2 separate regions of the Homo sapiens genome follow, and region 2 is linked to region 1. Evidence: chromatin contacts called from ENCODE Hi-C or POLR2A ChIA-PET data. All regions are on one chromosome and are shown on one strand. The core of a region is the stretch at or near the end of the contact, and the rest is flanking DNA. Distances in the headings are between cores, read along the strand shown.

Region 1 (6,827 bases), core at 1,616-4,115:
TTGGTTGTTCTGCTTTATTTTTGCTTCTTGGATAGCACTTAATGTTTCCAAGGATCTCTTATTAAGCACATGAGAGTCAAATGGCTTTAGCAGAGAGGATGAACTGGATAACCATCAGCGCCATGCTTCAATTCAAAGCAGTTTCCTAGTGTTTTTCACCATAAATTTGAGAAAGTTCCATTTGAGAATCCTTTCCGTGTAAGCTGGTTGTGGTTTTTCAATGCCAGGGATGACAAAGGTGAAATTAATGCACCCAGCTGCTTCCCACGTGCTGGGCTTACAGAGGACAGTTTCCAACTTCCTTTGCCTGCTAGGCCCTCCCCTGTATCACTCCCTTCCATCTCCCCCTCTGAGAATGACAGCCCTGGCTTGGTCTCAGTGACCTGGGGTAACTGCCATGAAGCAACTTTTGATAAGAAACAGGATGTACAATGGTTCCTCTGAAATAAAATTGGATTAAAAGTGCACCCTCCCATGCCGTATGCCAGGCATAGCACTAGATGCAGACATCTGACTATATCATCAATTTTACAATTACCTGATGAAGTAAATACGACAACAAGAAATGAAACAAATCTTTGAAAGGATGAAGAAAATTCCTGTTATCAAATTACCAGCTGGGTAATTAGTGAGCTGCTGGTAGGGGAAAGAATTTTGAAGTCAGGTTTTTCTGACTCGGCATCTTATCTTTTTTCTTGCTCTTGAGGCCATGTTGCAGAGAAAGAGGGTGAGAGAGAGAAAGAGGATGCTGGAAAGTCTTAGGCTAAATAGTGCCCCCTTTCTGCCACACACACAGAAAAATCCATGACCAAATCCCTAGAACCTGTAAATAGCTGCTTATAGTACATGGCAAAAAAAAAAAGAAAAGAAAAGAAGAAAGGAAGAAAGAAAGAAAGAAAGAAAGAAAGGGAGGGAGGGGGAAGGAAGGAAGGAAGGAGGAAGGAAGGAAGGAGGAAGGAAGAAAGAAGGAAGGAAGGAAGAAAGGAAGGAAGGAAGAGGAAAGAAAGAAACCAACGAACAACAACAATAACAAAAAAATGATTGCAGATAAAATGTTAGGACACAGGCTTTAATATAGGGTAATTTTTAGGTTACAGACTTCAAAGTAGGGATTTTTTTTTTTTTTTTTTTTTAATTATCTGGAGAGACACAATCTGATCACATGAGCCCTTCAAAGCAGGGAATTTTCCCTGCCTGGTGTCAGAGAGATGTGGTGAAAGAGGAAGGCAGAAGGGGAAGTCACACAGCTTCCAAATATGAGAACCATTCAACTTCCACATGCCTCTGCTGGTTCTAGATAGGAGGTGGCCACAAACAAGGACTGGAAAGAGAATTCTAGGAAATACAACCAGTTCCCAGCTGACAGAGTACAAGGAGATGGGAACCTCATGCCTACAACCACAAGAAACTGAATTCTGTCAATAGCTTCATCCTTTCCCACTGTCTCTGGTAAGAAGCCCCACTCTTCTGATACCTCAATTTTAATCCAGAGAAACCGAGGCAGATTGGAGACGAAGCTCAGTTTCAAGTCACCTAGCGGAGTCTTTTATGCATTCTCACTGATCACAGAACTCACACCATTACCTCACTTACATCACCATTTAAACATGTCTTTACTTAAAGAATTCCAGGAACTGGCCTTAGGAGATAACCAAGGTTGCAGAGTGTCCCACCTCAGGAAGGAATGCAGCCTTGTTGCCACTGGCCAGACCACCAGATGGTTCATTACTCAACCATTGCAACCAGATAATGCTAGCCTGTGCTCTACCCTTTATGTGCTTTGTCCAGCCCAACTTGCATGTCAATTTCCATGCTTTGCCTAACAAAAAAGCCCTACAGCTCTTCTAGTGGAATTAGGGAATTCTCTCTCTTTCTCTCTTGCTGTCTCCCTTATGCCCTGGCACAAGCTCCAGTGAAGACTTGTCTGGGAAAACTCTTTTTGCCTCATATCAAAGAACCTGTTGCCAGTAATGAAATCAGTGTCAGACTTTGGACCTATGTATTTAAGGTGGTAAGTCTATAGTGATGTGTTATGTACAGCAGGACTAGAAAACTAATAAAGGCAGACAGTTGAACACAGATATGCACACGCTCACACACACATATTTTTTAACACTTCAAATTAAGGAATATTGATGCTTAATTGCGGTGGCAACTTGACCTTTGAGCTCCCAAAGCAGACAAATTAGGCACACCTAAATTGCAAGCCTAAATCTTAAAATGAACAAGTATCTTAAATATACCACTTAATATTCTGTATGTTCCCCATCTCTCTTCACTCATAAACACAAAGCAAGAGTAGGTACACAGTAAAAGAAGAAATTTGTACAATTTCTCCTCTTTTATTTATTTAAAGAGTTTTTAAGAGGAAACAAAATATATACAAATAAATAACTTGATAGTGACTTTTAAAACCATGGCACATAGCATCATTAAAAGCATCCTTGAAAGCCTTAACCACGGTGTCATGGTGTAAAATTATTTATGTGCATTTTTACCTCTTCTCCCTTGGGTATCATCTTCTCCTAATCTGGGAACATGGCACATGCAAAGAGCATTTTACCAGGAAAATCAAAGCTCTGAAAATGTGCAATGGAAAAGAAAACATCTTGGAATTGCTTTTATTTTAGTGCTGTGATAAAAAATTTTTTCCAGTCACCCTCATTGATGTTCAGATGATTGAATTAAGTTGAGACATTCTGGTCAGGAGGTGAAAACAACCATGGGTGTTATTGGCTCCCATCGGAAAGTTCACTGTCCCAACATTACATGATCCCTGAGTCAAGCCCAAAACATGCGCCACGCCGTCCCTGTAGCTCAGAGCTCACCAGCTGACCACAGCTGGAATTTGTAGGCCAGTAGAAAGCAGGGAAAAGGAGGTAGGCACTGAGCTGTTTTGTAGCCTGGAGGAGGCCTGCAGTTGCCAAGGATAATAGCATGGCAAACACTTTGCTACTGACAGCCTGGATTCAACTTTCTCACCATAATTCTGCCAAGCAAGGCTGGTAAAAGTTCAGAAAGCACTACTAGGAATAATTAAAGCAATGGAGGATTTATTTTGTATGGAGAGATTAAAGGAATTTTACATGTGTTATTTGGCTGTGCAAACATGAAATGGGAATACGAAAATTATCAACAAATATTTGGATGGTTTAAATTATTGGGAGGGAGATGTGAACGTTAAATAATAAGGCATGATATTGTGCCACCATGCACCCAACCTAAGAGAAATACATTTGAAAAAAAACCATTTCAGATGAAAACTTATATAAAAAGGTACAAAGATTAAACACTATATTCCCATATTAAGGAAAAGATTAAAGGATATCATCAGAGTTTTCCAAGTCTTAGTCAGTCCCTCTGAGATAGGTGGCAGGATGTAAACACAGTGCTGTTTTTTAGACAGAAAGACTCCGTGTGTGTGCCTATGAATGCACTTAGCATTGTATCATGGGGTAAGCCAGAATGTATTTTTTTTTAACTTTTATTTTGAGGTAAAGCTGATTCATTGTGTCCATAAGACACTCATAAAACACTCTTGCCATTTCCAGACAAGCTGAAAGCTGGTACAGCATTAGCAAGTTACTGCTGAGAAAGAGATCATGTGTCCCTCAGAAGTGTGTGCTCCATCAATTCCCCCCAAACTAGGTGGCAAAGCAGATTCATTTTTCTCCTAATCATCTTGCTCCAGTGCGAAGTTCCTCATCCTTAGTGGGGAGTAACAGATATGCTGATGTAAAAAACGAACAGGCCAGTCACAGTGGCTCACACCTGTAATCCCAGCACTTTGGGAGGCTGAGATGGGTGAACCAATTGAGGTCAAGGAGTTCAAGACCAGCCTGGCCAACATGGTGAAACCCCATCTCTACCGAAAAAATACGAAAATTAGCCAGGTGTGGTGGTGGGCGCCTGTAGTCCCAGCTATTCAGGAGGCTGAGACAGGAGAATCCCTTGAACCCAGGAGGTGGAGGCTGTAGTGAGCTGAAATTGTGCCACTGCACTCCAGCCTGGGGCATAGAGCAAGATTCTGTCTCAAAAAAAAAAAAAGTGTTTTATTTTCCTTACTTTCCTACAACTTCCTCAGCATATAAAAGAATACACACAGTAACACTGGAAAGCCGAACAGTAGAGGGTCCCCACGACAGAGCAAAATTGCATGAGCTGAGGTCCACAACCAAGTTTTTACCTCTTCCCTCTCCTCCCATGGGTACCATTCCACTGGTTACATCATAAGACACTAGGGAATATGGTTGTTGTTTCCTTGGGTAATCTGTTCTCAAGAACTTGCAAAACGGACCTCAGATTAGCATGCCACCCATCATTTAAAAGCCAAGAAAAACAATAGTTGGCTTCCAAGTAAAGACAGGAAGATAAGAAAGAAATCAATTTTAAAATTTCAGTTAGGAGCAATAAGTTCAGGACTCAGTGATCATACTTAACAGCAATGTACTATGTGCCAAAAGGGTAGATTTTAAGTGCTGTCACCACAAAAATGGTAAGTGTGTGAGGAAATGGAATATGATAATTAGCCTGATTCTGCCATTCCATAGTGTCTAGATATATACCCAAGATATATGTTGGATATATATTGTACATGTTGTACAGCATAAATATATACAATTCAGCCGGGCGTGGTGGCTCAGGCCTGTAACCCCAGCACTTTGGGAGGCCGAGGCGGGCAGATCACGAGGTCAGGAGATCGAGACCATCCTGGCTAACACAGTGAAACCTTCTCTCTACTAAAAATACGAAAAAAAAAAAGAAAATTAGCCTGGCTTGGTGGCAGGCACCTGTAGTCCCAGCTACTTGGGAGGCTGAGGCAGGAGAATGACGTGAACCCAGGAGGCGGAGCTTGCAGTGAGCCGAGATTGCGCCCCTGCATTCCAGCCTGGGCAACAGAGCAAGACTCCGTCTCAAAAAAAAAAAAAAAGAAAAAAAAATATGCATATAACACTTCTATTTGTCAATTAAACATAAAAAATAAAAATAAATTGAGGTAAAGTACATAAATTATTATATTAATAAGAATTCATGCTCTCTTTCCCTTGAGAGCACTACTGAAGATCCTGGTGTCGCCATGGGCCGCCGCCCCGCGGGTTGTTACCGGTATTGTAAGAACAAGCCGTACCCAAAGTCTCGCTTCTGCCAAGGTGTCCTTGATGTCAAGATTCGCATCTTTGACCTGGGGCGGAAGAAGGTAAAAGTGGATGAGTTTCCGCTTTATGGCCACATGGTGTCAGATGAATTTGAGCAGCTGTCCTCTGAAGCCCTGGAGGCTGCCCGAATTTGTGCCAATAAGTACATGGTAAAAAGCTGTGGCAAAGATGGCTTCCATATCCGGGTGTGGCTCCACTCCTTCCACGTCATCCGCATCAACAAGACGTTGTCCTGTGCTGGGGCTGACAGGCTCAAATAGGCATGCGAGGTGCCTTTGGAAAGCCCCAGGGCACTGTGGCCGGGGTTTGTATTGGCCAAGTTATCATGTCGATCCTCACCAAGCTGCAGAACAAGGAGCATGTGATTGACGCCCTACGCAGGGCCAAGTTCAAGTTCCCTGGCCGCCAGAAGATCCACATCTCAAAGAAGTGGGGCTTCACCAAATTCAATGCGAATGAATCTGAAGACATGGTGGCTGAGAAGCAGCTCATCCCAGATGGCTGTGGGGTCGCCTACATCCCTAGTCATGGCCCTCTGGACAAGTGGCAGGCCCCGCACTCATGAGGGCTTCCACTGTGCTTCCCCCTCTTAATACTCACCAATAAATCCTACTTCCTGTCCATCTAAAAAATAAAAATAAATAAATAAATAAATAGAATTCATGAAAATGTTTGTCCCTAGGCAACCTCAGTGCTTTAGATTGCTCTGAGATCCTACAGTTGAACACTAACTTGTTTAAACTTTATCTCATGCTGTATAGTATATGTCCTACTCACATTATAGACTAGGAGGCTCTGGCCTACACATCGAGCATCTAAGAGTGTTAGGTTACATCTAGTGTGGTGTTAACCCACGGGATCCCATGTTCTTCATCAATGTACTGCCATTTTGCTGAAGAGAAAGAATATGCAATCAATAAACTATGGACTACTTCAAGCAATGAAAATATGCATGAGCCATTAAATACAGCACTTTCCTTAAAACTTAAAATGACCAGTGAATTGTGTTTGTCAAGAAAGGAAATTTTGATAAATGGAAAATTGACCTCATAACAATATTTCCAGTTATTTATTTATTTATTTATTTATTTATTTTTGTGTTTGATAAAGTTGCTGTGAACTCAAAACATTTTTGAGGACATTTCTTCCAATACTTCCTTTTGTATCGAAAGAGGGAAAGAGAAAGAGAGAAAGAACATTTGAAAACTTCAGAAAGTGGAAACTGACAGCCACCTCTCTACAGAAAGGTAAAGGAATGAACCCTTTGGAAAGTTCATTCAACATGGCAATGATGGATTAGTATGTGTTCATGTTATTAACATATTAGAGATGGCCTCACACTTCATAACTTAATATCTATATTATTCAGAGTCACCTTTCCTGCTACTTTTTCTCACTAACCAACAAATACACTATGCTTCATTTATTTATTTTAAATATTTTAAAGTATTTAAATGAATGCACTATGCTTTATTTGTTTAGATTGTATTTATTTTACTGTGTGGCTCACTACACAGATCCTCATGACCTGCAATCTCTGGTGCTAAGCTTACACTGTGTTTATTTTTTCTCCCCATCGACTTCTTTGTCTATGCAGTTTTCCTGTTATTATACGTGGGTAGTTTGAAAACTATCCAAGTCTTTTCCAAAGCCAGTTAATTGTCTTGTTTC
Region 2 (6,827 bases), core at 1,117-3,616, 150 kb before region 1:
AAAGTACCCAAACACACATGCTTTTTAAATTTATATTTTTAATGAGCTGTATGAAAAAAACTGGTACATTTTCCCAGAGGTGGGCATAGCCTAACTGCTGAAAAATACCATGAGATTCAAACCAATGTTCTCTGATCAGAAAAGTTTACCAAAGCAAAGTAACCCCATTCTGCAAAAGTTGAAATTTGCCATTAAAGTCAAGTAAGAACTGTAATGTCCATGCATTTGATCAATAAACTCCTGCTAAATATATCATCATTTCAGTTAGTTTGAAATGAACTCAAATGGTCCTTTTAATTGAGTGAAGGTAACTATTTACAAACAAGTGTGCTTCCATATAAAAGTGACACAACTAATTCTGAAAATTACCTAATTTGAAAATTCTCCGTTATCAAGAAACTGTCATTAAGGCAATAACATAGAGCTCATAATAAACATTATAATGAATATGAGTAGACTTTTGTTGTGAAAAACCTACTTAAAGGCAGTTTGTTACAAAAAGCCTATATCAAAAATTTTTAGGAAAAATTTTAATTAAAGATAAGTGGATTTATATCTATTTCCCTTCTTAACTTCTTGATAACTCTAGGTTCCATGGTAAAATCAATGGAAAAATGTATAACCTTGAGGAGTTACATGACAAGGGCCATTAGATGTTAAAATAATTTTCTCAGACTGGGGTAGGTAGCTCATGGCTAGACTTACATGTTTTGCCAACTAGATAGAAGCCACAACAGCTGTGAATGAAACATTATTCAAACATTTGAGGTTCTGTCACTCATTCTTCAACAATGTCAAGCTTTCCACTTGTGTAAGCTTGTTTTGGTTTGTTGATGTTTATATCCAGGAGACAATTTGACTCCCTGATGAAATATTCTAGATATGCAAAGACTTTTTCATGTAGAGTTAAGGAAGTTAATATACCCAAGTAAAAGAAACTGATGTCATTCAATAGTACCAGAAAGCCCATCATTTAATTGATAAGGGCTCATTGTATTTGTAATGCAACATCCAAAAACACGACTTAGCATCAAGATTTTTGCCATTCGTGCCTATTCCGTGTGTATGTTCTCACTCCTCACTTCATTCTCTTAGACCGCTGACATTTTCTGCTGCTGATTTTGGGGTCTCTCTAATACTTTGGTCTGCCTTAACAATGTATTAGGTTGGTGTGAAAGTAATTAACGATTGTTGCCATTAAAAGTAATGGTAAAAAATACAATTACTTTTGCACCAACCTAATACAACAAACTGATTTAAAAACAAACAGAAATGTATTTTCTCACAGTTCTAGGGGTTAGAAGTCCAAAATCAAAATATAGCCAGGGCCACACTCTTTCCAAAGGAAGGAGAGAATACTTCCTTTCTTCTTGTACCTCTGGGGGCCCCTAACCTTCCTTGGCTCGTGGGAGCATAACTTCAATTTCTGTCTTTATCTTCAGGTGACCTTCACCTCTATGTCTCTGTGTTTTTTCCTCTTCTTATAAAGGCATCAGTCTTTGTAGTTAGAACCCATACTAAGTTCAGAATTATGATTTCATCTGAAGATCTTAATTACTTGCATCTGAAAAGATCATTTTCCCAAATAGAATCACATTCTGAGGTTCTTGTGGACTTCAATTCTTGGGAGTCACTAATTCATGACACATTATTAGTAATTTTCTTCTCAGATATTTAGAATTAATTTAACAGAATCCTAAGGCTTGTGTAGCTCTACACTTTTGTGGAAAGCCAACATCCATCTTTGGCAAGAAACTATAAGAGGGTACCATTTCCAATTTTCTACTTACCAGAAAAAATAAAACAAGTACTAATATTTACTCCATCCCACACCACTGTAGTGATATTAAGCTATGTCTCTGGCCAGTGTTTTGGATTCCACATCCCAAGAATTCTTGTTATATGATGGAATGTGCCAGTTGGCAGGCCTGCAGAATTACAGCTTCTGGTGCAACAGCTGTGTCTTGATGTGTGTCCTCAGTTGAAAGAGAGGCCCCAGAGCAGAAATTCTTCGCTACTTCCAAGATAGACTAAAAGAAGGAATCAACACAGTTGGACATGAATGTCTGTTCCTGCTGACATCACTGAAATAAACATGTTATTTGGCAGGGCAACAGTGTATGTGAGCTGGGGTAGAAGGGGTAATGAGTCAAAGAGCCCCTAACCAACAGAGCCTAAAGGAAAGCTTGTGTGCTAATACTTTAGGAATGGGTGCAGTACCAGGTCATTAAGGTTGAGGGGAAGAAAATCACATACAAGTTGGCATGCTACTGAGCTGGCCCCAGGAAGCTCGACTGACTAATGAGTGATGCAGGGTGCCTGTGCAGAGGCCAATGAAAACACCTTCTCCACAGTGATCCTGTGGGGGAGAGAGTGAGTAAATGTGAAGACATAATTTGTTGGCTCCTCAATTTCTCCTGACTCTCAGTGGCCGAATATACCCTAATGGTCTGAAATCCTCAACATTTCTGGACTGTGTTACCTAGTCCCACCTTGAAAGTAAGTGGGGAGGCCAGATTCTTCCTGGGTTTAGGTAGCTTTGCACTGGGCATTGCAGTTATTACAGCTTTCATGACAGCAGGTAAGGAGAATATGCTGCTGTCTGGCCCATGCCAGGAGGGAGGCTGAACTAGCAAGCAGCGTCATGAGGTGAGGCATGGAAAGTGACAGAGAGCTGGGATACTACATTGAGCAAGTGGCAGAGGCCTGGAAGGAACGAGTAGGTTTGAGAAAATACCCTCAGGAAATACCAGAGTTCACTGGTAATAAATAATGGACAAATTTTAGTCAACTTCTCAATCCTTATAAGAATAAGCAGGGCATATCACAAGAACTATTTGAGCCAGAATTACTCTAGTAGGTCTAGTTACCAGCACAGCTCAAATAATTACTTTGAATTAATATTTACACTGTTTTCCAAATCTTGATACCAGGGTACATTACCTAACAAGAAACCAATTCCTTAGGAGAGACCCATCTAATCAGACAGTGGCTTTCTTCATCAGCTTGGGTTGTTATAACACATTACCCTAGACGAGGTGACTTCGACAGCAAACATTTCTCATAGCTCTGGATGATGGCAGTTTGAGATCAGGGTTCCAGTCTCATCTGAGATCAGTTTTGGTGAGGGTACTCCTCCACTCCATAGGTGGCTATCTTCCCACTGTCTTCTCATGTGGGACAGAGAGAGAATGAGAGAGAGTGAGAGAGAGAGAGAAACAGAGAGAGAGAGAGAAACAGAGAGAGAGAGAGAAACAGAGAGAGAGAAACAGAGAGAGAGAGAGAAACAGAGAGAGAGAGGCAGAGAAGAAGAAGCAAGCTGTTTTCTGTCCTTTTTAAAAAAATAAGGGCACTTATCTCATCATAAGGAATCTCCTCTCATGATCAAATTCCTCCCAAAGGCCCATCTCAAATTACTATTACATTGTACATTAGGATTTCGACATATGAATTTTGGGGAGACACATTCAGTCCATAGTAGTGGCCTCCAGCATCCATCCCTGTGTTTCCTTTGCTCTTCAATATCCTCTGGAAACACACCTCCATACTACACAGACTTTACCTATTGTTTTCTTCTCTCTCCTCATCTTATCCTCCTTTCTGATTCTCGACTGTGGTGGACACAAATTCTCACCCTCCAGGCTCAACAATTCTCAATGACCGTCTGGGTTCTACAACTTGTCTTTGGGAATACAGTTTCAAAGGGCCAGTTTGTGACAGGCTAAATACTTTGAAAAGCTTCCCCAGGAAAATAGTTTCATTGGTTACTTTAACAGGCAGAGAGTGTAAGCCAAATTATTTTGTGTTTTTGTTTGATCTGTGTATTGCCAATGCTGACATATTCCAGCTTAATTGATACTTTCTTTTGAGTGGCAATCTGGTGTTAAATTTATTGCATGAAATGGATGCCAGTAAGTTTTTAAGTGCATAAAACATCTGACCCAATTGTAATAGGAGACATTAAATTAAGTAAATATTATCATTATCCTCTGAAGCCACAGGTGAAAATGGTCAAGTTGATAGCAAGTGAGAGGCAGATATGGGATGGAGAGTAAGGTCTGATAATATTTAAGTATCTGTTTCCTGATGTCTCTGAGTTCAGCTTCCATTTTGTCATTTTCATAATTTTGTTATGTGCAATGTGAGCTCAGCTGCCTCAAGTTAGAAATACTATTGGAAAATACACCTGGTATGTAGGCTTGCCATGTACCTTTCTTTTTTTTCTTTTTTGACAGAGTCTTTCTCTGCTGCCCAGGCTGGAGGTCAGCCGCACCATCTCACTGCAACCTCCGCCTCCCGGGTTCAAGCTATGCTCCTGACTCAGCCTCCTGAGTAGCTGGGATTACAGGCGCCTGCCACCATGCCCAGCTAATTTTTTGTATTTTTAGTAGAGACGAGGTTTCGTCATGTTGGCCAGGCTGGTCTCGAACTCTGGAGCTCAGGCAATCTGCCTGCCTCAGCCTCCCAAAGTGCTAGGATTACAGGTGTGAGCCACCACACCTGGCCCCATGTTCCTTTCTTAGGCAACATTAAATAACAGAGGATGTCAGAGAGATCTTGCCATCCTTAATCCTCAGTTGCACCTATGAAGCCAAGTTGGGTCTAATTCAATTGAACTGGCATGAGAAGCAACTGTTATCTACCAGAGTATTTGTTCAAAATTAAAAGCTATATATGTGGTACTTACCAAGAATGCCAGTGTGGCAGAACTGGAACTTGTTCTATCAAAATGACTAGCTATGTCCACAGTTAGGGAATCTCAAATCCAAGTTTATTTATTTTATATAAGGGAGACGTTACCTTCCTTGCTTCTCATATTCCAATAGTCTTCTTAAATTTCCTGCCTAATCATAATTACTGGTATGAACAATATAGTAGATGATTCGAGTCTGAAATAATTTTTAAACACTTTAGACTTAATTAAGTCCACATGGTCATAATTTTTGGTTAGAGTCTGCATTAAGAGTAACATTTAAGTGAAAGTCAATCAGTTGATGAAGTCAAGTATCTAAACTGATGAAAATGTCTTTCAAGAATATAAAATTCAGTGAGGCATAGATTTCTCAAAACAAGCTTCACCATCTTGTGTGTGTGTTGCATCCAATTCTATTTACTTTACAGGCACAGTGTCACTGCTGTTAATTATTACATAAATTGAAGGTCTTTGTTTCTAGCTTTATGATCATGGCCCCAATGACTTCTTCTCCCAAACAGATTTTTATACAATTTTACTCCCTGCTCTCTCTCAGACCCTTTGGGGACAAAAATTTTTTTCTCCAGCCCGTGGACTTTGAGAGCCCCATTCTCTTTGGGATTCAGTACGTACCTAGATATACTTGTGGAATGTTGAAATATACATGGTCATCTCTAACTTCAGGTTTTTCTGTCCACATCCCCTCCATACTCTGCCCTGTTTTCTTTTAGATTACTAATATCCTAGAACTTTTCCTAATCCTTCCCAGCCATTCACTACCCAATTGAGAAAGAGTGCTCCAGAACTTTCTCTCCCCCACTAGCGCCCTGTCTAGCCTCATCAAAAACATTTTCTTACTGACCAGGTAAACTAGAAAGAATCTGATATTTCATTTTATTTAATTTCTATTTAATTTATTTATAAGTATTACGTGTATTATATTTAAACTGTTTACATATATATATATATATCCTCATCTAGAGATATTTGCATATTAACAGAGTAAATTGCTTTTATCTAAATCAGTAATCCTCAACCTTGGTTGTATATTAGAAACACCTGAGAAATTTTTAAAAACCATCAATACCTAGGTCTTGGCCCTAGGGATTCTGATATAATTGACCTAGGGTATGACTTGTATATCCTGTATTCATAAAATCTTTCCTAGTGATTCTAATGTGTAGTCAGCGCTGAAAAATTTGCTTTAAAGGAATATGTCTCTTTAAATGCACAAACCTAGACACCTCTCCTTTTATTTAAGGGATCTCTGGCTCCTCCAAGTAATTTGAGAAGCTGCGTCTTTTGGCAGCATAGATCAGCTGTTCAGGGACTCTCCCCATTCTTCTCCCCCTTTCTCTTTTCGGCTTTGAGACCGGTGCCAAATTAATCACCACTATAATCAAAACTACGATGTTTCACTTTCCCATAATTCCATCATTGTGCGTGATATAAAGTGTGGAACATACAAAAGTTTGAGCTTCTAAGAGAAAATAGACATACATACTTGTTGAATCAAGAATCTCTGCCTCTGTCATGTCTGACTCCTTGCACCCATGATTTAAATTTACCTCGTAGCAAAGAAGGCATGAGGGAAATTCTGTACTATAAAAGGGTGCCTCCATGAGATTTCCCCTAAATGTTCAGATAATCAAGGTTATCCATATGGGGCAGCAGGGAACTAAACAAAAAGTTTGACTCATTTGTTCAACAAATATCCATTAAGCGACTACTATGAGCTACCATACGAAGTGCTGGGAAGACAGTCAAGATGAAGCCCCTGATCTCAAAATGCTTCCGGTCCAGGAGTAGAGTGTGGCTAGAGGCTGGGAGAAGACAAAATTCACTACGTAGGAATTTAAATATAACCATGGTAACATTGGAAGGTGAAATTCAGGGAGTTGTTAGTTTGAGATGGTTGGTGTGACCCGGAAAAGGTTTTATTGAGGTAATGGTATTTCAATTGAGAGTTAAAGGGTAGGAATGGTGGCAAGGGCAGAATCCCGGCAGAGGAAAAAGGTGTTTAGATTCAGAGTTGGGAATGGCTTTGGTCATTAAAGAAAATAAGTAAAACAAACAAACAAAAATCAATATGCTTGAAACAGAGTAAACAAAAAGAGGGGCTAGTTAAAAATGG

Evidence for each region. Hi-C counts contacts between places; a loop is a spot of excess contacts on that map. ChIA-PET counts read pairs that join two places held with the same protein, here RNA polymerase II (POLR2A). Pooled maps may share reads with other maps.
Region 2: a map of mammary epithelial cell shows a loop between it and region 1 (3-fold over the local background). The contact joins two enhancer-like sites. A Hi-C loop is called at or near these places in 3 of 168 maps with a recorded cell type or tissue (Calu3, ascending aorta and mammary epithelial cell) and 6 of 50 pooled maps. POLR2A ChIA-PET finds 5 or more read pairs at or near these places in 1 of 52 experiments (AG04450).

What each region holds. Positions count from the first base shown.
Region 1 is chr21:27,419,274-27,426,100 of GRCh38, reverse strand. All of the region lies in intron 1 of LOC105372762 (a long non-coding RNA gene), which reads left to right. It also overlaps the pseudogene RPL10P1. Among named protein-coding and RNA genes, the nearest start is that of LINC01673, 220 kb to the left of the region's middle. Within about 2 kb of position 2,865, at least 6 of the 41 ENCODE cell types and tissues checked have a DNase peak (open chromatin) inside an H3K27ac peak, as active enhancers do; they include mammary epithelial cell, where a contact is called at or near this core.
Region 2 is chr21:27,565,875-27,572,701 of GRCh38, reverse strand. No RefSeq gene overlaps it. Among named protein-coding and RNA genes, the nearest start is that of LINC01673, 69 kb to the left of the region's middle. Within about 2 kb of position 2,366, at least 12 of the 41 ENCODE cell types and tissues checked have a DNase peak (open chromatin) inside an H3K27ac peak, as active enhancers do; they include mammary epithelial cell, where a contact is called at or near this core.